Linked DNA regions of Mus musculus: all the other regions are linked to region 3. Evidence: chromatin loops called from intact Hi-C (ENCODE). Cell type or tissue: left cerebral cortex. All regions are shown on one strand.

Region 1 (8,000 bases), 210 kb after region 3:
ATACATACAAAGAAAAAAGAAAAAAATAAGAAGGATTTACCCATTTTGTCCCGGTTATTCAGTTTATTGTCCTTAAATTGCTCATAGAAATCTCATATAAGCCTTTGAATTTCTGCAGGTGGCAGGTGTAATTGTTCCTGTTTTCTTCACAATTTGAGAGTTTGGGGCGGGAGGGGGATTTTTTTTTAATTAGCCTAGCTAAAGGATTGCCACTTCTATTTATCTTTTAAAAGCTATTCAGGTTGAGCTTTGTATTGGTTTTTCTTATCTCTATTTCAACACTTTGCTCTGATCTTTACTGGATGGGAATATCTCTGTAACTTTGGACTTTATTTTTTATTTTTAGTTACTTGAGAAGTTCTGCTTTGTTAATTTGAACATTTTCTTTTTTAACTTAGGCATTTTTGCTATAAACATCATTTTACTTTCCTCTTGTAATTTCCTCTTTGTTCACTGGATATCCATGAGTATATTGCTTAATTTTCACATGTTTGTGGATTTTACAACTTTACTTCTGTTACTTATTTCTAGTGTTATAGCATAGTGATCAGAAAAGAAACTTAATAACAATTATAATCTTTAAATTTCTTCTATTTTTGTGATATAATATAATAGTCTGGAGCATTTTCCAAGTGGAATTGAGAAAATGTCTATTGTGCTCTTTTGTGGAATACTCTAGATATGTCTATCAAGTCCATTCAGTAGAAAGTGTATTTTAAATCTTACTGAGTTTGTCTAGATGTTTGTTTATTTGTTTTGTAAAGTGTGGTATTGAAATTCCATGCTATAACATATTAGAGTTTTTCACTTTACAGCCAGAATATTTGTTTTATATACCTGGGAAATATTATATTGGATACATATGAACTTACAACTGTTATATATTCTTGAGGAGTTGATGCCTCTATTTATGATATAATGGCTCTTTTGTCTCAGACTTCAAGTCTAGTTTATCAGATACTAGTATAGACATTATTCTGTTTGAATGGAACTTCACATTTTAAAATATCATTTATTAAGTACCATTTATAGATAAGCCACTATATGGGGCAATTTTCTTTCATGGTCTAGTTCAATCCTTAAAACATCTGAGAAAGTTGTTATTAAAAAGATTTTATACTAGAGGAAAATGAGGTTCAGAGAATTCTAATAATTTGTTTAAGGCCTGCTGTTTTATCAAGATCTCAGTATTCAGAATAGCTTCTACTACTTAAACTTAAATATGAAATTGAGTTCAAACATCTGTATTAGTTCCTTTCCTACTACTCTGATATAATACAGTGACCAAGACATCTTGGAGCAGGAAGAGATTATTTGGGTAATGGGTCCAGAGACATAAGACTCCATCACAGCAGGGAAGCATTGCAGCAAGCAGCAGGCATGACAGCTGAATCGGGATGCTGAGAGCTCACATCTTGAAACACAAAAATGAAGCAGAGAGAACAATGGAATGGTGCAGGTTTTTAAACTCTTCAAAAGCTGCCTTCAGTGGCATATTTCCTTCAATAAGGCCACACCTCTTAAACTTCTCCAAACAGCACCTTCAATTGGGGGAATAAATGCACACATGAGCCTTTGGGGAACATTGTTGTTCAAAGCATCACACTATTTCACTAAAATCAAACTCAATTTAACTTTTGTCCCACTTCTTCTGTCTTTAAGAAAACCCAACTCTATGAAGTGTTTATATTTTTCCTTACTCACAGGAGCATCCACTGAACATGTGAAGATGAGTGTTTATAAATTTCTTGACTCCTTATCCTTGTTTCCTACTTAAACTTCAAAAGCCCTGGAAGAAGATTCAGAGGTCATACCTAGCCTGTCTTATAATCATCTCCACTAAGGTTGTTGATTACATTTAGAGCAAAAAACACACCCCCAAACCAATCCATGCATGTGTGCCATACCATCTTACTATTTCCAACCTTAATTGTTCTTTCAGTACCGAACAGAAATCCTTGCGGCATGCTTCTTTATGCTGTTCTTTTGCTTATCTTTCAAATGGTTAACATCTCGGCCAATTTCCCAAAATGATCTTGCTTTTCCAACACTGATAATAGAATACAATAGCTGGGATAGTTTCCCATATACACCACCTATCATCAACTTCTAGAGACTGCTTTGTGTCCATGCCTACTCTTGTCTCCTACTCATGTCTCCATAGAATTTTTGTCTTCTATCCAGAAGGAATGTTGCTAGCTGTGCTCTAGCTTCCTCTCCTTCTCCTCTCCAGAAATTTTGTAGCAATTGTTTCCTCTCTTTTCATTGGCTTTACTTCCTAAAAATGTCTAGGCATGCTCATTCTCAAAATACACTCATGTGTTGTGGATATTAAAGAACTATCATACATTTTCTCCTTTCTGTTATTAATCAGAAATTCCTTAACACATTTGTTCTTATCTTTATAAAAAAAACAGTACTCAGTGAATATCGAGTATATACACACATTCTGGTCTGTGAACCTAGTGTATAGGAGAACATTTTTCAAAAGTAAGTGCTTGTCCTTATAGCGTTTAAATAGAAATCCTATACTCAGAGATCAAATAAACAAGATTATTGCCATGTCAGTAAGTATTATACTCTACACAAAGAACTACAGGCAACCAAGGAATGCCCAGAGCAGGAGAAATAATTTTCCCTAGGGAAGAATACACTGTCTGGTTCTTCAATACCAACTGCTCAGCCCTGAAAACATATATATGAGATTATTATACAGACTGAGCGGGTTATATTAGGAATATATATGTATATACATATATGTGCATATAACAACAACCAATGAAAAACGAAGCCATGACTTTGAAAGAGCAAGGAGAGTTGTTTATATGACAAGGTTTGGAGGGAAAAAAGGGAAAAAAGAAATGTGTCTACAGTATAATCTCAACAACAAAAGAAAAACTACAAAGGAATATTATGAATTAAAAAGCATACAACAGAAAATAACTACTGCAGGTTCAAAAGACTGTTGTACTCTAATAGAGTATGGGTTGGGAAGACCTCTGGAGGACATTACCTATAAGCTGAGAAAGTTGAGGCCATTACAAACTGTGAATGGCAAATTCAGTCTTTCAAGGGAGCATCAACCTATGCCACTCTTTTTCCCAGCCTGTAACCTTGGTGTCACATTTAAAAGAGTTCCAAGCCTAAGAAGCTCTTAGGTCATTGAGGTTGGAACTTGCTGCGTTGAGATTTGAGAGCTGGTTGACAAATCACTTCTTCTCCACATAAAACTCTGTATGTAGCAAGTATCTCATGATGATCATCAGAAACTTTAAAATTATGTTTGCAACTTTTAAAAGTTAAGTGGCGGACGTGTTAAACCCTCCGTGTGGTTCTGGTCCTGGCAATAACAACTTATTGAGAGTTTTCTATGGGAAAGACAGTTTAAAACACTTTAGATGGATTGCTTTTTTAATTACTTGAACTGTCATAAGGATTAACGGGAAGAAAAGTTACCAAAATGCAAAAATGCACAGGGCCCTAATCATAGGGAGTAGTGAAAACGGCTAGCTGGCAGGTGCTGAAATTGCAACCTTCTCCTTTAACTCTGAGCAGCGAGTGGGCGGGGCCGCGTCCATCAGTGTCTAGGTGCCCGCAGGCCGCCCTAAGGGCCAATGGCGCGGAAATGAGAGCCCGGGCCACGTGATGGCGGGTGGCACTCTGGCTTTCCTAAAGCAGTCTCTATGGTATTCTTCCAAGCAAACCCAGGGCCCCCCCAAAAGGGTAGCGGCACGTGACAGGCCCTGGGACTACGGCAGGTTCCCACGTGATCCTGGCCTGCAGTAGCGTGGTTGCGGTGAGGTTCTTGCGCTCCTGAAGGGCGGGCGCGGAAGTAAGAGCATCCTCAGGCGGACCGTGACTGGCAGCGAGGTCGGGAGGAGCCACCAGGCAGTGACCGCTTTGCTTCTGCAGCTCCGCTCCGCTCATTCCGTTATCTCAGCCTTTGCAGTCTGTACAGAAGCTGACCAAGTTACCTTTGGGTCTTGAGACCTTGGCGAGTGAGGCCCAAACTCGGGACCAACTCCTCATCCACCTTGCCCTCCCTCTCCTCCATCTCTTCCTTTGCACGCACCGAATCGAATCGCTTGCTCCTTTGGGCTGGCCTGCTCGGCTGTGCCTGGAGACTAAGTTCGGGTCGGTAAAGGTAACTGTGGGAAAAGCGGCCCCCCAGTGGACAAAGGCGGAGGCAGGGATAGATCAGGCCCCGCGGGCCCTGGGTGCTGAGCGTAGGCAGGTGAGCCAGAAGAACGGTACTGCGGATTTAGAAGGCACTGTGAAGGACTTGTTGCACGATGGAAGAATCTGACTCCGAGAAAAAGACAGAGAAAGAGAATGTGGGCCCAAAAGTGGAGCCTCCTCTAGGGGAGCCGGAAGGATCGCTTGGGTGGGTAAAGGGGATTATGTTGCACCTGGGAGGGAGGGCATGCTAATTGTAAAGAGTATTGTGAGATGCAACAACCTCTAACCTGCAGTGATGAATTGCTTTAATTTACCAATATGGTTGATTGATATCATGCCCTTGATGACGGAAAACAGAATAGAAACACCCTTTGCCTGGATGTGGGATTCCTGGTTTATGCGTAGTCTTCTAATTGAGACAGTTCTGAGTTGTTTTCTGTTTTCTATAAAGGTTATTTGATGTTATCACCTTGTTGATGATAAAAAAGGAAAGGACAGACATTTGCTGACCAATGACGTATAGTGCGATATGCCTATTTGAGAACTGCGTTATATGTACTTTGTGCCTTTAATGAATGAAATACAGCTTGGAAGGACGATTGAAGGTCCAAAGATGCTTCTAGATTTGAAAAATACGGAGATGAATTTAAAAAAAATAGTATTCAGATTATGACAATATTGTTTGATTTATAAAAGTACCCAGAGTGTTGCTTCAGCTTTATGACAAAATATCAAATCTTGAATTTAAATGGTTTCTATTCCTAAATATGCCATCCTAGGAAGCGTCTCCCGAGCTGATGAAGGAAACAGGGAGCATAAACCCAGCTTTATAATTTAGGAAAATGAAGACTTCTGAAAAGAGGTCTCATCCATACTTAGCTGCTTTAAAGAATATTCGTCTGCATCTTTCAGTTTACTTGTGTGTCCCCCCCCCCACCCCCCGCCCCCGGCAATTAGATCACGAAAACACCATCTTTTGGTTTATATCTACAGGTGGGCAATGCCAAATGCAGCCATGAAGAAAAAGGTAAGATGTGTTAGCTACATCAGTAACATGAAGAAAAAGGTAAGAAGCTGCAGTTCAGGGAATCTGGCTTTTTCTGGATTGTGGCAAGAATCTATGGGGTCTTTGAGACACTCATCCCCTTATTTACTGTCAGATTTACTTTGTCTAAAATTAATCTCATGGAGTCAAGCCAGATACAAATATTACACAGCCCTCTGTGTGTGCACTGATTCTTTAACCCAAATCAAATGTTACGTGCAATTTTTTTTTCTAGCTGGAATTGGATGTTCTTTGCTTTGCTTTGCACTTTTATTGGGACTTAGACAATATCCCTAAGACTGTAGCTCAGGAGCAATATTTCTTGACCTTTTTGGGATTTAGTATCACTTGTGAAGTACTGGTAATAACCTTCATAGGGATATTAGGAAGTTTACATGAATAAACTCCCTGTACACCACAAACATAATTATCCTCACCATGTAAGGTTAAAAAAGCTCCCATATTTTTAGCCTGACTTTATCTAAAATTTAATTCTGGGCCTCAAGTTTGCTAGGAGGATTTTTTTTTTTTGATGAATGTCTGAAGTTGCTGTCAACAAGGATGCCTAAAAAAATGCCAGAAATTTCTACATAATTAGGAGGGGAAAAGTAGAAGCTTAAGGAACTGTGAAAAGAGAAAGGGGGCGAACTGCCATTTGCTTTAATGGTTCTGCAATGCACATGCGTTGAAGGATCAGCCTTTACCTTCAGAAATAGATACAGTTATTGCTTAATTAATGTTTAGTTAATCTAGTTAATTGTTTAGTTAATTTGTTTTGCAAAGGGCAAGGAAAATGTTCATATAAATTTTAGACTAAATAAACAATTAAATTTTCTTAGGTAAACCTGGATATCTAAATTGTTGAATTGAGCCAATGCATATCCAGTATGTTTTCACTAAAGCTTCTTATATTTGTAATCAGACATTTTGATATGTTAGGATTGGAGGTAGAATCTGTGTCTCTTTCATTTGAAAAGGAAAGTTAACAGAACTGTATCTCATAAACACTGTGCTTAGAAAGGACTGTGAAAGTCATTTAACTCTGACTCCTTGTAGTGCAAGATAATTTGGCTTTAACAGGTGTTTTTTCTTGTGTCAAATCCTTACACAAGAAAGACATCTGTAAAGTCTTGCTCTCTACCAGATAGTTGTCCTTGCCTTTTTTCCTCTAATGGCTTGTTCATTTCTTTATTTTTTATTTTTTATTTTTATTTTTATTTTGGTTTTTTCGAGACAAGGTTTCTCTGTATAGCCCTGGCTGTCCTGGAACTCACTCTGTAGACCAGGCTGGCCTCGAACGCAGAAATCTGCCTTCCTCTGCCTCCCAAGTGTTGGGATTAAAGGCGTGTGGCACCATTCTTTTGATGAGTGCATTTCAAGCTTTTGTTCCCTGTTAGGCACTGGAGATAAGAAAGTACACAAAGGATACAAAGACTCTCCCTCTGTCCTTCAAATGTTTCCAGTCTTGTGAGAGAGTTGTTGAAAGGAAGGACTACAGAGCTTTATGGTCTGCAATGATATAGTAGTACCACTGAGGGGCAGGCATGATACCTCTCAGCCTAAACCAATGCTTCTCAACCTTCCTAATGCTGTGACCCTTCCTCATGTTGTGGTGACTCCCCAACCACAACATTATTTTCGTTGCTACTTCATAACTGCAATTTTCTACTGTGACAAATCATAATATAAATATCTGTGTTTTTTGATGATCTGAAGTGACCCTTGTGAAAGGGTTTTTTGACTCCCGAAAGGGGTTGCAACCAACAGGTTGAGGAATGCTGGCCTAAGGCATTTAGGTCAAAGAAACTTTATGGGGATTTACTGGGGATTGAACCCAGGTTTCACTTATATTAGGTAAGTGCCCTAGTACTGAGCTACTGAGCTACATCCCCAGCTCCAGAGAAAATTCCCGTGATGATTGTTGAACCAAGTGTTGATGGATAAGTTGAGACTTAGTAGAAAGAAGAATAAAGGATGGTAGAGAATATAGGATGAATCCAGACACAGAGTCAGGGCTCCCTAAATGGCTGGAAGCAAAGAGACTGTAAACCATTCAGTTAAATATGAATGGATGCTAAAAGTTTGAGGCTAGGAGAATCAAAAGGTAAAGACAGAAGTAGATAAGCTTAATCAAGAGTGGTTCTTATGTGTAATTTAAAGAGGCAGAAACCTGAAATAAAAATTATAGAAATATGCAGAAGGGATGAAATCATGGGCTGAAGTGGAAAACAGCCTGACCTTGAACAGAGCAGTAGGAAGAACTTTTTAGTTATACTATATGAAATCTGCTTGTTGGAGATACACACACACACACACACACACACACACACACACACACTTACCACGCTTGTATTGCTAAGTGATGTGTAACTCATAGCAGGTAATTGCTTGACTTTTGAGATGTCCTCAACGATTGGCTGAGGAATGGCTTAATTACGGATATCCATACTGGTCATTGGTACTTGCACATCTGTAAAATGCCAGCTATAGAAGAGGAATGGCTCCCTTTACACTAGATTTGCTCCAGCTTTGCTAACGTTTTCCCTTACTTTGTCCTTAGGTCCTGTTGATGGGTAAAAGTGGATCTGGTAAGACCAGCATGAGGTCTATTATCTTTGCAAATTATATTGCCAGAGACACACGTCGTCTTGGTGCAACAAGTAAGATGTTTCATCCTATTGTAAAGTGAGGTGACTTGGCTGTTAATAATCTGCATAACACACTTGATTGCAGCAGCTTGAGAATGCACAGGTTGATGAATTTGCTTTGGAGCATG
Region 2 (8,000 bases), 80 kb after region 3:
TAATGGGTACATGGAGTTCACTGATTGCAGTGTAGCACACTTTCTGCTTTCATGTGCTTGAAAATTTCCATAAGAATATACTGAAAATTTGAAAACAAAACCTTGGATTTGTGAAGGGCACACTGGGGGCAGAATTTGAGACAGGGAAACAGGAAAACTGCCCTGTCTGGGGAACAAGGGCCAGTGAAAATATTACCCAAACTCAAGTCTCTAGGCCTTCTTCCAGTCATGGATGTCAGCAGATACCAGAAACTATCCTCAAAAGCTGAGAATCCATAATCATGGAAGGAAACGAATGTCTTCCTCAGTTTTAATCAAGTGGTTTTTATGTAATGGGCTCCGTGCTTTTGATGTCCCTGTTGACACATAGGGAAATTATATATTGAATACACACACACACACACACACACACACACGTACTGGCACAACATTGGTAACTTGATTAGCTGTGATTTTACCCTCTCCCTCTGTTTCTTTCTCTCAATCTCTCTTTCTTTTCCATGAACAGGCTCTTGACCTCCCAGGGGCATATGCACATGCACACAAACTCAGGCTGAAGGAGATAAACATATGTACAAACACACACACACACACACACACACACACACACAGAGAGAGAGAGAGAGAGAGAGAGAGAGAGAGAGAGAGAGAGAGAGAGAGAGAGAGAGAGAAACAGAGACAGAGAGGCAGAGACAGATACACATAGAGAGAGAGAGTGGGGTGGTAAAATTTATTAACTTATGAGTTTGACAGAAAATCAAGCAAGATGGACAGATTCTCAAGTCAGAAGGAAGGTACCCCTATTCACCGAACTCTAGACCTCCAACTCAGGGACACAGCATCCTGATTTCTATCACCACTTCCAGCTACTCCACTGGAATCCAAGGCAGCAAAAGCTGCAAGGACTTTGTATCAGGTGCACTAAGGGGGGATGGTGGTCATTAATCTGCCTCCCCACACCCTGCCATGAGACACCATGGTCCCACTCAAACCAGAGACCTCTGAGTGATCCTGGATTTGTCACACTGAACCAATACTCAATGTTGTTCCTCTCTTCCACTGCTCTGTGGCAACAGCAGTTTGCATTGCTGGATTAGAAGATTACAAAGAGAGTATGTGGTCACTGGCCATGATCTGAATCTCTAAGGCCTAGGATCGCCTGCCAGCTATAGTGGTGTTTCCCAGAACATCCCACCCCTGCAATATCCATCAATTCAATTGAATCACACCAACACTCTCCCCCTAGGTTTAGGTCAGGTCATTCATCTTGGAAGGTAACAATTGTCCTTGCCCTGAAGACTTTAATGAACCCAAGAACACAGGAAGCGAATGATTGCCAGGTATGACCCCACACACCTATCACCCTTGTGCCTGGAGAGAGAAGCAGGAGGCTTGTGAGCTCAAGGGCAGCTTGGGCCACACAGGATGCCTGCCATCTGTTCCAAGAAAGAAAAGAGAAAGGGTGCTAGATCCTTTGTCTTTAAATAAATATGACTCTTCTCACCCATGAGCACAGTGTAACGACTGGGCAGATGTCAAAGGGTCGGTCCACTTGCATTCATTCGGCCAGGCTCCATCACAGAGCATAGAGAGATCTGACCCAGCTAGCCGGGTGTCCACCTTGTACTCTTGGTACTGATATAAAGTGTTTGATTTGCTTACCTGGGATTCTGGGACCCTCAGACTGAAAGGTCATGGCCATTTCCTGTTTCCCTCACACCATGCAGGCACCAGCTTTGTTTTGTTGGGATATGGCGCTATGTGGTGGCAGCCATTGTTGTCTTCCGCAGAAATGATGTTGCCACGTCAGCCTGACTGTGCCATGATGTTTTAAAGTGCGGACACGAGGGATGTCTTTAACACTTGGAAGCACTGAAGATTAAAGCACACATGGGGCTGATAGGAAGTCATGTTTCTGATCTGTGGCTCCTCAAGTGGTTGCTCATCTCTGCAGACATCACGGGGGCCCTACTCTCTACCTCTCTTCTTTCATGTTATGTGGACAATGCCATCACATATTCATATAGCAAAAATAACTCACGTCTTCAAATCATACAGCTTCAGACCTTAAGGAGAGAAAATCACCCCATGTGAACCAGCCAAGTGACACACAATCATCTCCACTCCTGTAGCAAGAGCATGAATCTAGTTGTCCCACCTTTCACTTTAAAAGTCCAAAGACCCAGAAGCTTATAAAATCCCTTTCTCTTAGAAAGGCTGAACTCACACATCATATCATACAATATAATGTCTGCCGTTTTAAAGTGTGATGGACATTTCCCCCTTGTGGACAGCAGAGAGTAAGGATTAATCAATGCAAGGTTCTTGTCTGACAGAGCTGGCCACAGCCACAGAAAGTCATGGCATTTCTGAAGTCCTGGCTACCAGTGTCTGCACATCTACACCATGTTGGTCTTTGAAGCAAAATTGTTCCCACACACATCCCCCTTAATGGAGAGGATGTTAATTTGCTGGAGTCTCCAATGAGTGATGCAAGGAATCAGTCAAAGTGGCCTGGATAAGAGCAGTGTGCAAGCAAAGGTTAATGCTGAGAGAGACTTCACTCTGTTTTAACACTCTCTCTCTCTCTCTCTCTCTCTCTCTCTGTCTCTGTCTCTCTGTCTCTCTCTCCCTCCTACTCACACACAGGAGAAAGAGTAAGACAGAGGCAGAGCCAAAGAAACAGAGAGAAAGAGATGCAGAGAGGCAGAGAGATGGAGGACTATAGGTCCTGAAAGCAGCCTACTGCTGAAATGTCGTCATTTTGTATGTTTTATTATTCTACAAGTTTGGTTTGATCACTCCAAATTACAGTTAGACAGTTACATTATTTAAATTTTTGACCATCTTCCTGCTTCCCTTGTTTGAGTCACTGCTGTTTTAGAATGTGTCTGTGATATGTCAATCTGAAGCCTCTGTTTGTAATGTTCACATTCCTTGGATACAGACAAAAAGTCTGGGAAGTGGGTGGAATGTGTCCCTTTGGGCTCCCCATTCATACTACTGAACCATGGTTTTTAGTTATTCAACTTGGGATTGATCATACTGTTCCCATAATAAGTGTCAGGCCAGCTGTGGCTGCTATCTTCTCTTTGGGTTGGTTTCCTGAATGCATTGAGATAACTCTAGGAGTGGAGACCCAGGTTGGAATAGGGAAGTGTGATAGATTTCAGTAGGAAGAATTTTTTAACTGATTCTGAAACAATGTGGCAAATATTTAGATATATATTTTCCTGATTCCAGTCTTTTTTATTTGCATACTTCTCCCACAATTTTTGTGCCACTGTATGTGGGTATATGTGGAGAGAACTTGATAAAATATTTCTGAGTTCTGGAAAGATCTCTGTGAGGCCGATCACCCTCTTCCGGGTTTACACATTCACCCATAGCATTGTTCTTAAGTGTGCTGACGCCCTGCAATGTGCTACTTAGTGATTTTAACCTGAACACCCAATACTAGGGTTACTAATATAAGGGGTGACCAAAAGTATATGTTGCCACTCTGTGTAAACATCTTAGGATCTTTCACCTTTGACCGATGAGCTCTAAGTGTTTACAGTTTATCCCTGTAGGAACAGCATGTTGCTGGGCTGAGGTCTATTTTATCCTGAATCATATGCGTATTTTTCCTCTCCCCAACACTCAGAAATAATAACCTCTCCACTTTACTCTTGAGATTTTAATTTTAAAGCTTCCGGAAGGAACACTGTAGAATTTGCCATCTTAGTGAATCCCTAACCCTACCTTGGTTAGTTTTGTTGTTGTTGTTTCAGGGTTTTTTTTTTCCCCCGTTCTTTCTATTTTTTTTCTTTTTTTTCTTTCTTTTTTTTTTTTCTTTTTAAGAGTGCCATAACCAGATGAAGCCTGAGCCTTCCCAAGATCTTTTACTAAAATCTGTGGCTGTTGTTACCTCTGGTAGAATCCCTTTCAGAAGGGGTTTTTCTGCCTAGGGGGACAGCGGTACTATTCATCCCTGCTGGAGGCCTGATTCCGGGGCTGGGGGCCCATACGTGGAGAGGGGAGGGGCCAGGGGGCGGCCCCCTTGTGACCAGCCCCGAAGAGAGGTCATAGAGAAGACTGGCAGAGGAGCGCCTGGACAGCAGCAGCAGCTGACTTTCTAGATGAAGCGCGCCTTGGGGCCCCAGGTAACAAACCCAGACCTTTTTACAAATCCGCGGGCTTGGGGAGCTGCGGTGGTTGCGGGGAGGGAGCATGCACTTTGGGGGTCGCGTACTGTGGATGGGGGTGGTCACGCGTGAAGGGAGTCTGAATTCTGGGGGAAACCCTAGGAAATGAGAGGACAGGAGCAAGAAACGGGGTGTGAGGGCACAGGCACGAAAGAGCAAGAGAGGGCGCTCGAGCGTGGCACACAGCAAGCGCGCTTAGGAGTAGAGGCTGGAAGCATAGGTAAGAAAGGAGGCAGGGGACACTTTCGTCCACTGAGTCAGTTTTTTTTCAAAGATAACCTCCTTTCAGCCATATTTAACATACATTGTTGACTCGAGGGGTTTAAAGATGCAAGGAAAGAACGTAGAAAAAGGTGCGCCAAAGCGAGGCTGCACAGAGCGCCGAAAAGACAGCGGGTTATGCCTTTTTAAAAGAGTTGCCATCCTTTTCACCCTAAAGCTCAGGACAGTCCCCTTCCCCCCTCCTTCCCCGGTACCAGCAGTTCTGGCGGCCTTTGGAGCAGGTAGCCGCGGGCTCGGGCTCGGCACGCCACGCGAGCCCCCGGTGCAGGGGCGGAGCCGCGGCCGCGCGCGGGGCTCGCGGCAGGGGGAGGGGCTGAGGCTAACGGCACCGCGGCCATGACGCCGGGCTGGCCGTCCACACGAGTTCCTGTCTCCCTCCACCCATAGTCATAGCTCATTCCCAGACGCGTTTCTTCCCAGGCTTGGGAGTGAGCCGATGGCCCACGTTCGAGAAGCGTCCCGGTCCTCCCGCTCTGTCGCCTGTTGGAGTTCGGGAGGTGGTCGAGGAGCCTGTCTGGAGCAGGCAGCTGAGAGTGCATCGAGATGCGGGGTACACAGGGAGCCCAGGAGATGAAGCCGGAGCTGTGGCCGGAGCCCAAGCCCACGTCGGAGAACTTAACAAGTAGGGGCAGTGGCAGCTATGAGAAGGTGCTCCCTTCTATCCCGGCTGCTTGTCACACCAGCTCCAGCTCGGTTTGCCCGCGCCGCAAGCCCCGCCCTCGGCCCCAGCCCAGGTCCCGCTCCAGGGGAGGGCGTGGGCTCAAGGCCCCACCCCCGCCTCCCGCCAAACCTCCGCCTCCCCCGCCAGCGCCGCCACCTCCACCCCTGCCCAAGCAGCGGTCGGTGGCCTGGCGCAATTCCAGACGTAGATCCAGGCCTGGACCCAGACCCCAAACACGGAAAAGCTACTCTAGTGACCATGGCTCCTCTAGGGATTCAGATGGCTCAGAGAACAGTTTACTGGAGGTAGGGTCTAATAAGGGTCCCACAGGCTGCTGTCATGTAGAGAGCTTTAAAGTAGCTAAAAACTGGCAGAGAAACCTGCGGATGATCTATCAGCGTTTCATTTGGAGTGGAACCCCGGAGACTAGGAAACGTAAGGCAAAGTCATGCATCTGTCAAATATGTAGTACTCACAAGAACAGACTCCACTCTTGTCTGTCCTGTGTATTTTTTGGATGCTTTACTGACAAACATATTCACATTCATGCCGAAACAACGCAACACAATTTAGCAGTAGACCTCTGTCATGGGGTTATATATTGCTTTATGTGTAGGGATTATGTATATGACAAAGATATAGAAAAGATCGCCAAAGAAACAAAAGAAAAAATTCTGGGACTGTTATCATCCCCTACAGGAGATGCATCTTATCAGCAGTTGATGGCATCTGAGGTGGAAGAAAACCAATTAACCTGCGAGTCAAAAGATCAGGAGACCAGTTTGGTAAAACCCAAGAAAAAGAGGAGGAAAAAGACAATGTATTATACTGTAGGCTTCAGAGGATTAATTAATCTTGGTAATACTTGCTTTATGAATTGTATTGTCCAAGTACTTACTCACATTCCGCTACTGAAAGAGTTCTTCCTTTCAAATAAGCACAAATGTATGATGACAAGCCCCAGCTTGTGTTTAGTCTGCGAGATGTCTTTACTTTTTCAAGCTATGTACTCGGGGAACCAAAGTCCTCATATTCCCTATAAATTACTACACCTGATATGGATCCATGCAGAGCATCTAGCAGGCTACAGACAACAGGATGCTCAGGAGTTTCTTATTGCCATATTGGATGTGTTGCATAGACACAGCAGAGATGATGGTATCGACCAGGAAGGTAACTCCAACTGCTGTAATTGCATCATAGATCACATCTTTACAGGTAGTCTGCAGTCAGATTTAACATGTCAAGTTTGTCATGGTGTCTCTACTACCATAGACCCATGCTGGGACATTAGCTTGGATTTGCCTGGGCCTTATACTCCAGGGAGGGCTAGTAGTAGCACATCGAGTAGGGATGGCCAGAAGCCACGAGTCATCTCACTTACAGATTGCCTGAAGTGGTTTACAAGGCCCGAAGACCTGGGTAGCAGTGCCAAAATCAAATGCAGTCAATGCCAAAGCTACCAGGAATCTACCAAACAGCTCACAATGAAGAAATTACCGATTGTGGCCTGCTTTCACCTGAAAAGATTTGAACATTTAGGCAAACAGAGACGAAAGATTAATAGTTTTATCTCGTTTCCTTTGGAGCTGGACATGACCCCGTTCTTGGCTTCTACTAAAGAAAGCATAATGAAAGGCCAGCCATTAACAGAGTGTGTACCCAGTGAGAATAAGTATTCTTTGTTTGCAGTAATTAACCACCATGGAACTTTGGAAAGTGGCCATTACACCAGTTTTGTCCGACAGGAAAAAGACCAGTGGTTCAGCTGTGATGATGCTGTAGTCACCAAGGCTACAATGGAAGAATTACTCAATAGTGAAGGGTATCTACTGTTCTATCATAGGCAAGATATAGAGAAAGAATAATCTCATCCAGAATGATTTCCAGACCAAAAAAAATTTAAAAAGTGAAAAAGAAGAGAAAACAAAAAAGAAAAAGACAAAGAGACAACACAAGCCTACCAGGATGGACAATTGTAATGCCATTACAACAACAAGCACCTCTTAAAAGAAACACAAAAATCTACCTGGAGTGGACAATGACCATATATGACAAGTGGCACTTTGGCATAAAGGAACTATTTTACCCTGTCCCATAAGTCTATGGGAGGAAGACATTGAATTTTCAATCGGTGACCATTAGCCTTAAGAACTGGGGGGGGGGGGGGGGTTCAGAGGGAGGAGAGGTTGAAAAGGTCACATAAAGCAAATTAAATGAAGTCTCAACATGTAGGAGGATCTTCTCAAATTACATTTTATTTCTTTAAAGATATTGTGTTAAGTGGGGGGGTATATTTTAAGAATGGGGTTTTTCATTGATTGTAGTTATAGTTTTGAGTGTACAGAGTAGTCTGGAGAAAACCAAATATTTTAAACAAAAAACTTTAAAGCTTTAAAAGAAAACAATTAAGAAACACTTTTGAAGGTTTTAAGAGAACATTTTAAATGTTAAAAATTTAAGTTAAGTATTTTAGAAGAAATATTTTTAAATGTTTTTAATTTAAAATTATTCCAAATTGTTAGTATGTAAAAATAGAGTATGGAAATAGAGTATTCTAAAAATTTTCTAAAATTTTGCAAGTTAAGATGAAACATGAACATTTCTAAGGTGGTTAGTGAAAAAAAAACCACTAACTTAAAATCAGTAAGGGAAAATTTTAGAAAGTGAAAACATTTGGATTCTAAATATTTAAAGCATAAAATATATGCATTGGAAAGACCAAAATTTACAAAAATTATACCTATAATAATATAAAAAGTAAAATTTCAAGGTATATAGAACAAAATGAAATTTTAAGTTAAATTCAGGAAAGGAGATTTAAAAGAAGAAAGTTTAGAACTATTCAAGGGAACAGGTAATTAGTTTTA
Region 3 (8,000 bases):
ATTACTACAATACAATTACTTGAACCAAAATCAAGGAAGTAAAAAGGCACGTGTAACACAACTAAAAGACAGTCCAACTCCATGAAAGTACTCTCCTTGTAGAGTAATTCAATGTATTTCTCTAGCAATGAATTGGGACCATGCACAAAGCATTCTGTACGAAAAAAAGGTTGTATCTCAGTTACCACGTGTTCACACTGCCTAGCACCTTTGCAAATCCAGTCAGCCAGAATGAAAATGGGTGTTCTGGTTAGTTTCGGTTACAAACTGGAGTCATCTTCTGTTGAGGAATTGCCTCTTTCAGACTGACCTATTGGCAAATTTGTGTTTCATTTTCTTGATTGCTGTTTAATATGGCAGAATCCAATATACAATGGGCAGTGCCACCACTGGGCAGATGGTTTGGGGGGTTGTGTAAAAATGCAGGCTGAGCAAACAATGCAGAACAAACAGCAAGCAGTATTCTTCTATGTTCTTTTTTTTTTTCTTTTTTTTCTTCTATGTTCTTAGCCTCAGCCTGCTTCTGGGTTCCTGTTCTGACTTCCCTGTATGATGGGTTGTTACCTGTGAGTCATTAAACACCACCACTACAACAACAACAAGATTTCACCCCCCCCAAGTTGCTTTTGATCAATATTTTATCACAACAGAAGCTAAATTAGAGGAATTTAGCATAAACTGCCATAAGTTAAACCACTTATATACACTTTTATAACATGCCTTTTAAATAACTAGCTTGATTCCTTTTCCATTATGAGGATGGCCTTCTTTGAGTCATCTCATAGATATACAGGATTCCAAAGTTTCAGTATATCACTAGTTGCACACTTTCTTTTTGGAGGTTCTAGCAGGGGAGCGCAGCTACTCGTATACCCTTGACCGAAGACCGGTCCTCCTCTATTCGGGGAAGGTCGTCCTCTTCGACCGAGCGCGCAGCTTCGGGGGGGGGGGGGGGAGCGGTGAGGGAGGAAGGGGACACCCGCCTAGCCAGCCAGATCAGCCGAATCAACCCTGGCGATCAATGGGGTGACAGATGTCGCAGCCAGATCACCCTCACATCCGCACACTTTCTTTTTGATGCATGATTGCATTGTTTGCAAATTTAAGCCATTAAAATTGAGGACCGTATGATCACTATTACATGTACAATAGTATCTACCCCAGCTCATTTAGAATGATATAAGGGTAAGTCGAACAATGTTGACCCTTTCTGATGAAGGATGATTGAATAAACGATGGTGGTGGTAAACAATATCATCTGAGACCCTGTGAGTCATTTGTGTCAGCTTAGCAGGTGTTGGGATTTAGCTCACTACTCTAATGATGCCATGTGAGCCCTATAACACATGAGTCAGAGAGCTCAGACCTCAAGAGGAAAAGGAACAACAGAAAACAGCAGAAGCAATGCTGTCAGCTGGCCATCCCAGGGATGGCCTCACCTGGTGCTAGGCCCATGTCTCCCACCACAGCCTTCCAGCATCTCTTGTCTGGAAGGCAACTCTGCTGGGTCTCATTTAACCCCATCCCCTCTTCTCCATTTTGACCAATTTCTACTCTTGAAACAAACCTTTCCCAAGACATCAGCAGCTCTCCACCCATGAACATACCCGGAAGGTAGGGAGTATAATTACTTCAGCTGTGCAGGTGAAGAGATTAAAGCCAACAGACAGCAGGTTCTAGGCCTGCAGCTACACCTTGGGTCAGTAGGCAGCTGGTGGAGTCTTTTACCTTAAAGCCTATAGCTTCAATTCTCACAAGCCACCGGGGCTTTTTTATTTGTTGTTTTGTTTTTTGTTTTTTGTTTTTGTTTTTTGTTTTTGTTTTTGTTTTCATTTTTCTGCTGCCTCCTCTAATGAGTCCTTCTGTCCTGTGGCTATTAGCCTATGAAAACACCAACAAAACCTTCAGCTAACCACAGTGACCAGGTGCTTCTTGTAGAGACAAAGCTAGATGCTGACAAACATGTGAGACTATTTTCATCCTTACATGGAAGAGAGAGAGAGCAGGATGTAGGGCAAAGTTATAAGCTCTCTGAGTCTGCGCCACAGTTATGTGATTCCGCCAGCAAGGCTGCACTGCCTTAAGGTTTCACAACGCCCCACCTGCGGACCGTGTATTCAAATACATGATCCTGGAGGAGGAATTTCTCATTCACCTTCTAAATGAGAATGCAATGTCTGTTCTGTGTTGTTGTGTTTTAAAAGTAGGTAACTTGGTTTTAATTTTATGTGAACTCAAATTTAAGAGATTGCCTTTAGTAATACATAAAACTTGGAGTTTTAATCTCTCTCTCTCTCTCTCTCTCTCTCTCTCTCTCTCTCTCTGTGTGTGTGTGTGTGTGTGTCCGTGTCCTTAAGTGTATGTGGTGCACCATATGTATGCAGGAGACTGTGAAACTCAGATGGCATCAGACTCCTTGGAACTAGAGTTAGCAGATGGTTTTCAGTTTCCATGTAGGTAATGGGCCTTGAACCTATGTCTTCTACAAGACCAGTAAGCACTCTTAACTGCTGAGCCATCCCTCCATCTCAGATCCTGGAATTTTAGTGTTAGAATTGTTAGACTTCTGTGGCTCTTGAAGTTTGACTGCATGTATTCTGCATTAGATTTGTGACAAGGAGTGAGGGGTTACTGTAAAGTGATGTCTTTGGATATCATGTAGGCAAAGGGTGGAGATGAGGTGGTTAATATTGTCAACTTGACAAGATATAGTAGAATCACCCAAGAGAAAAACTCCTGGCAACATGGAGGATTCTATAGACTAGGCTAGTTGATGTGGGAAGATTCTCATTCTGCTCCTGCTTCCCAGATGTAAGCAACAATATTCCATGGGCTGGGGTTATGTATTGAATAAACAGGAGAAAGTGACATGAACACAATATTCATGTCCTTCTACTGCCTGACTATGGGTACAGTGTGACCTCTTGTCACTGTGCTTTCTCCACCATGATGGACTTTGCTCTCAGACTGTGAACCAAAATAAACCCTTCATTCCCTAAAATAGTTTTACCCTTACTTACTCTTGGGGGTGGTAGTGGAAGGGGCAGCTTGTCACAGTGCATATGTGGAGGTCAGAGGATAATTTGCAGGGTTTAGTTACTTCCTTCCATTGTAGGATTCAGGGATTGAACTCGGGTCATGAGGCTTGGTGGCAAGCACTTCTACTTGCTTTTCAAGTATTTCACCCCTCTCTTTCACTTTACATTTATCTATTTGTTTTGTGCAGGGCAGGAGCCAGGGTCATATGTGTTATGGTCAGGGACAAATCATGGGACTTGGTTCCCTCCTTTCAGGACGTGGGTTCCAGGAAGAGCACTCAGGTCATCAGTCTGGGCAGTCAATTCTGCTTTCTAGCCCTTATGTTGCTTTTTCCATAGTGATGAGAATAGTCATTAATGCAATCAGGAATCCTATTTTGGGTATGTAGCTAGATAAAGAAAAACCAAACCAAGATTTTGTAATGTCTTCATTCTTGTGTTCATTGAAGTAATAATAATTAAGATTTGAAAGCAACGTAAGTGTCCAGGGCGAGATCTATGGATAAATAAAATAAAATATATAGCCATACACATGTGGCTATGCATTCCTATGTAGAGGAGGAAAATTGAGCTATAAAAAAAAAAGACATTCTTCAGTATGTGAAATCTTGGACGCAGCTGCATGATAGAGCCTAAGTGAAATCAGCCGGATATAGTAAAACAAATCCTATACTGATATTGTTTACACATGAATCGACAGCAATCTAATTCCTAGAGGAAGAGCAGAGGATGGTAGTGTCCAGAAGCTTGTAGATGAAGAAACATTGGCCAAAGCTTCATTTATAAGAGGAAAAGGTTCTGGAGATGTAATGTAGCAGAATGTAATATAGTGAGCACGAAGTTACTACTATTTTGTGTCATAGTTCTAAAAGTCTCAGAGAGTACATTGGAACTGTTCTCACTACTAAAAGATGAGGAAGTGAGTTGATGACTATGCTCTTTATCTTGCTTTTAGAAACAGTTAGGTTGTATATACATATATCACAAGCTCATACAGCATACATTAAGTAGACGTGCTTCTTAGTTGTTGATTAAAACTGAAAAGTATGTGATGTTCAAAGAGGAGAATCTTTTATGTGGTTGAAATATACCCTCCAGGTGATACTGCAACATCAGGAGTCATCTTTTTTTTTCTTACAAAAAGCAATCCCTGCACACCATTTGTATTAGACACAAGTCACTGTTGTTATATTTATAGCATTTGTTTCTTCTCTTAGGCATCTGCTTGTTTTATTTTTGTGCAATTAATGCAGAGGTAATCTTGAACCCACTCTATTATAAAACAGCACACCCCATAGCCAACAAAATGTGTGTGTGTGTGTGTGTGTGTGTGTGTGTGTGTGTGTGTAAACTGCATCAGAAGACCCATTTTCAACTCAGCCTCTTTCCATCTTTTGGAAAGACCTTTGATGTTTCTATGGGTTGTCAGTTCCCACAGTGGCCACTGGAGAGCGATACTGCACTTCAGATGCCACCTCCTGCCACATAATCTGAAAAACTCCTTTCTCTTCCAGTTCATGGCTTTAACTCCTTTTTAGAGATCTGACAAATGAAATGAAACATATGTATTGAATATATGTAAGAAAAGGAAATATAATAATGGCACCAGTCCTGCTCCGAGATCCCCATGTTTATCCCTGGTCGTGGTATGGACCAGTCTCTCAAGACTCTTGTGATGCTCCTCCCCAGTTCTGATATATGATTCATGTATTTGATTGTGCTAATCACAAGACACATTGCTATTAGTTTGTAAATTAAATGAACATACCTCTCTGATTTTCCAAGGTATTCACGCTCATCTCATGTATTTGAATTCTTACCAATAAATGCATGCAAACTAACAGTTTCCTAATAATCTTTCTCCTTCAAGAAGTATATTTAAAGTAATGAAGATGTAAAGAATAGGCATCAATATACCAAGGAAATGAACTGCCAAACCAAGCCGGTGTAACATTTCCTGTTCCTGATAAAGAAGATTTAAAGTCAAAATTTAAAAAGAAGACGGCAACTGCATATTAGTAAAAAGAACAATACTTCACAGTGATATAAAAATTCTAAACAAGTACTAACTGAAATTTATTATATCAAATTCCAGAAAACTAACATAGTCAGACATAAAAGCACATGCTAACCAAAACACAATAATTGTGAATGCGTTAAATACCTTATTCCCACCAATAGGCACATCGTTTAAACAAAATTCCAATAGACATCAGAATTAAATGACACTATAGATCAAATGATTCCACAGGTGGTTCATCCAGTAGCTACAGGTTATACATTCTTCACAGGAGCCCATAGAAATTTCTCTAATGCACACAAAGTGACTCAACAAATACAAGAAAACTGCAGTATTTTCTAGCATTCAATCTGATCCCAATGGAATGAGTGTGGAAATCAATCACAAAAGAAACTACAAAAGCCACAATCTCATGGATATTGAACAATACATTACTGAATAATCAATAGATCACTGAATAAATCTACAGAAAACTTAAGAAATTCCTAGAAAAAGATATAAAGGCACAGCATACCATAACCTGTGGGAAGCAACGGAGATAGTCCTAAGTCAGGTATGGAAGTGCAAGCCTGTCATCCCAGAACATAGCAGGTGGAGGCACATAGATAGGGAGTTCATGGCAGCCTCTTCTATGTATTGTGTTTGAAGTAATCCATCCTCCAAGACACTTTGTCTAAAAAAAAAGTGGAGGGTTCTAAGAGGGAAATTTGTAGCTATAAATGCTTATAAATGAGAACATCAGAGATATCTCAAATATATAACAATACATTTACAATACAAATACATAACAAATTAATACAAATACATAACAAATAAGCTATAAATTATAAATGAGATCATCAGCGATAACTCAAATTCATAAATTCACAATGTGGCTCAAGGTCTTAGAAAACATGGGTAAGCACAACCTAACATTAGTAGACAAAAGGAAGTAGTAAGACTTGGGGTGAAATTAATGAAATGGGAATGCAAACAGTAATCAGAAAAACCAAACCAATATTTCTTTCATCACTGAAAGAAATCAGGACTGGAACTCAAGCAGGTCAGGGCACAGGAGCTGACGCAGAGGCCATGGAGTGATGTTCTTTACTGGCTTATTTCCCCTGGCTTGCTCAGCCTCCTCTCTTATAGAACCAAGGCTACCAGCCCAGAGATGGTCCCACCCACAAGGGGCCTTTCCCCCTTGATCACTAATTGAGAAAATGCCTTACAGTTGGATCTCATGGAGGTATTTCCTCAACTGAAACTCCTCTCTCTGTGATAACTCCAGCTGTGTCAAGTTGACACAAAACTAGCCAGTACAATTGACCCCTTGTCAACTTGACACACAAACACATCACTAGTAAGCCTCAACCCTTACATTCTTATTCATCCCCAAGGTCTAAATAACTTTAAAAGTCCCACAGTCTTTACATATTCTTAAAATTTCAATCTCTCTTAAAATCCAAAGTCTTTACAATTAAAAGTCTCTGAACTGTGGGCTTCACTAAAAACCTCCTTCAGGAGGGAAAAATATCAGGACACAGTCACAATCAAAAGCTAAAGTCAATCTCCAACCATCCAATGTCTGGGATCCAACTCACGAACTTCTGGGCTCCTCCAAGGGCTTGGGTCACTTCTCCAGCCATGCCCTTTGTAGCACACACATCATCCTCTAGGCTCCAGATGCCTGTACCCCACTGCTGCTGCTGCTCTTGGTGGTCATCTCATGGTACTGGCATCTCCAAAACACTGCATGATCCCTTCAGTCCTGGGCCATCAATTGCAACTGAGGCTGCACCTTCACCAATGGCCTTCCATAGCCTCTCACAGTGCCGAGCCTCAGCTGTTCTGTGTGACCCCTTCATGCCTCCAAAACCAGTACCACCTGGGTGACCCTCACACATTACCAAGTCCCACTGCAGCAGGAGTACAACCTTGGCTATCTCTGGAACACAGCCTCTTTGTGCTTTCAGAAAACACTTCCCAGAAGATGTCACCTCAATGATGCTGGTCTCTTCTTAGTCACTGCTAATTTCTTAGCTCCAGCTAACCAGCATCAATAGTCCCAGTAATGCAAAGGTTTTGCTTTAGTAGTTCTGGTATCTTGTTAATCACACCTGATTCTTCAGCCCCAACTAACCAGAACCACAGAATAATCATACTCCAAAATAGAATAGCACTGAAAAGAGTCATTATTTTCCCTCTGAAATTTCACAAGCCAGGCCTCCATCTTCTGCACTGTTTTCAACATTATCTTCCAAGCTCCTACACAACATCTGACAGAGCTCTTAACACCTAATGGATCTTCTAGTATAAAGTTCCGAAGTCCTTCCACAGTCCTCCCCAAAACATGGTCAGGTTGTCACAGGAATACCCCACTCTGCTGGTACCAATTTGTCTTAGTCAGGGTTTCTATTCCTGCACAAACATCATGACCAAGAAGCAAGTTGGGGAGGAAAGGGCTTATTCAGCTTACACTTTCATATTGCTGTTCATCACTGAAAGAAGTCAGGACTGGAACTCAAGCAGGTCAGGGCACAGGAGCTGATGCAGAGGCCATGGAGTGATGTTCTTTACTGGCTTGCTTCCCCTGGCTTGCTCAGCCTGCTCTCTTATAGAACCCAAGACTACCAGCCCAGAGATGGTCCCACCCACAAAGGGTCTTTCCCCCTTGATCACTAATTGACAAAATGCCTTACAGTTGGATCTCATGGAGGCATTTCCTCAACTGAAACTTCTCTCTCTGTGATAACTTCAGCTGTGTCAAGTTGACACAAAACTAGCTAGTACAGGAACATTATACTAAATGAGGAAAAGCAGAAAGCATTAACTCTAAAATCAGGACTGAGACAAGGTGTCCTTTCTCTCACTCCTCTTATGGACTACGTGCTTAAAGATTTAGAAAAATATAAAAAAAGAGAAAAAATATAAGAAATAAAAGTATCCTTATTTACAGATAA

The links. Peaks named below come from ENCODE experiments on the same cell type or tissue, not always from the same donor. Only the 100,000 strongest peaks of a DNase experiment are listed, where the experiment ranks them.
Region 1: it touches region 3 in a loop (5-fold over the local background); 7 of 42 quality-filtered maps call a loop at or near these places.
Region 2: it touches region 3 in a loop (12-fold over the local background); 5 of 42 quality-filtered maps call a loop at or near these places.

The regions. Positions count from the first base shown.
Region 1 is chrX:153,136,192-153,144,191 of GRCm38, forward strand. It overlaps Rragb (Ras-related GTP binding B), which reads left to right and starts at 3,767. Exons shown (of 11, transcript NM_001004154.2): 1 at 3,767-4,384; 2 at 5,173-5,206; 3 at 7,785-7,884. The coding sequence starts at 4,293. In left cerebral cortex, CTCF peaks have their summits at 4,167 and 6,751; DNase peaks (open chromatin) are centred at 3,697 and 4,102; H3K4me3 peaks cover 1,872 bases; H3K27ac peaks cover 688 bases.
Region 2 is chrX:153,002,400-153,010,399 of GRCm38, forward strand. It overlaps Usp51 (ubiquitin specific protease 51), which reads left to right and starts at 4,070. Exons shown (of 2, transcript NM_001137547.1): 1 at 4,070-4,145; 2 at 4,890-7,062. The coding sequence starts at 5,013. The coding sequence ends at 6,998. In left cerebral cortex, a CTCF peak has its summit at 4,352; DNase peaks (open chromatin) are centred at 4,334, 4,969 and 6,788; H3K4me3 peaks cover 1,533 bases; H3K27ac peaks cover 285 bases.
Region 3 is chrX:152,922,700-152,930,699 of GRCm38, forward strand. No RefSeq gene overlaps it. Among named protein-coding and RNA genes, the nearest start is that of Usp51, 80 kb to the right of the region's middle. In left cerebral cortex, a CTCF peak has its summit at 4,490; a DNase peak (open chromatin) is centred at 4,493.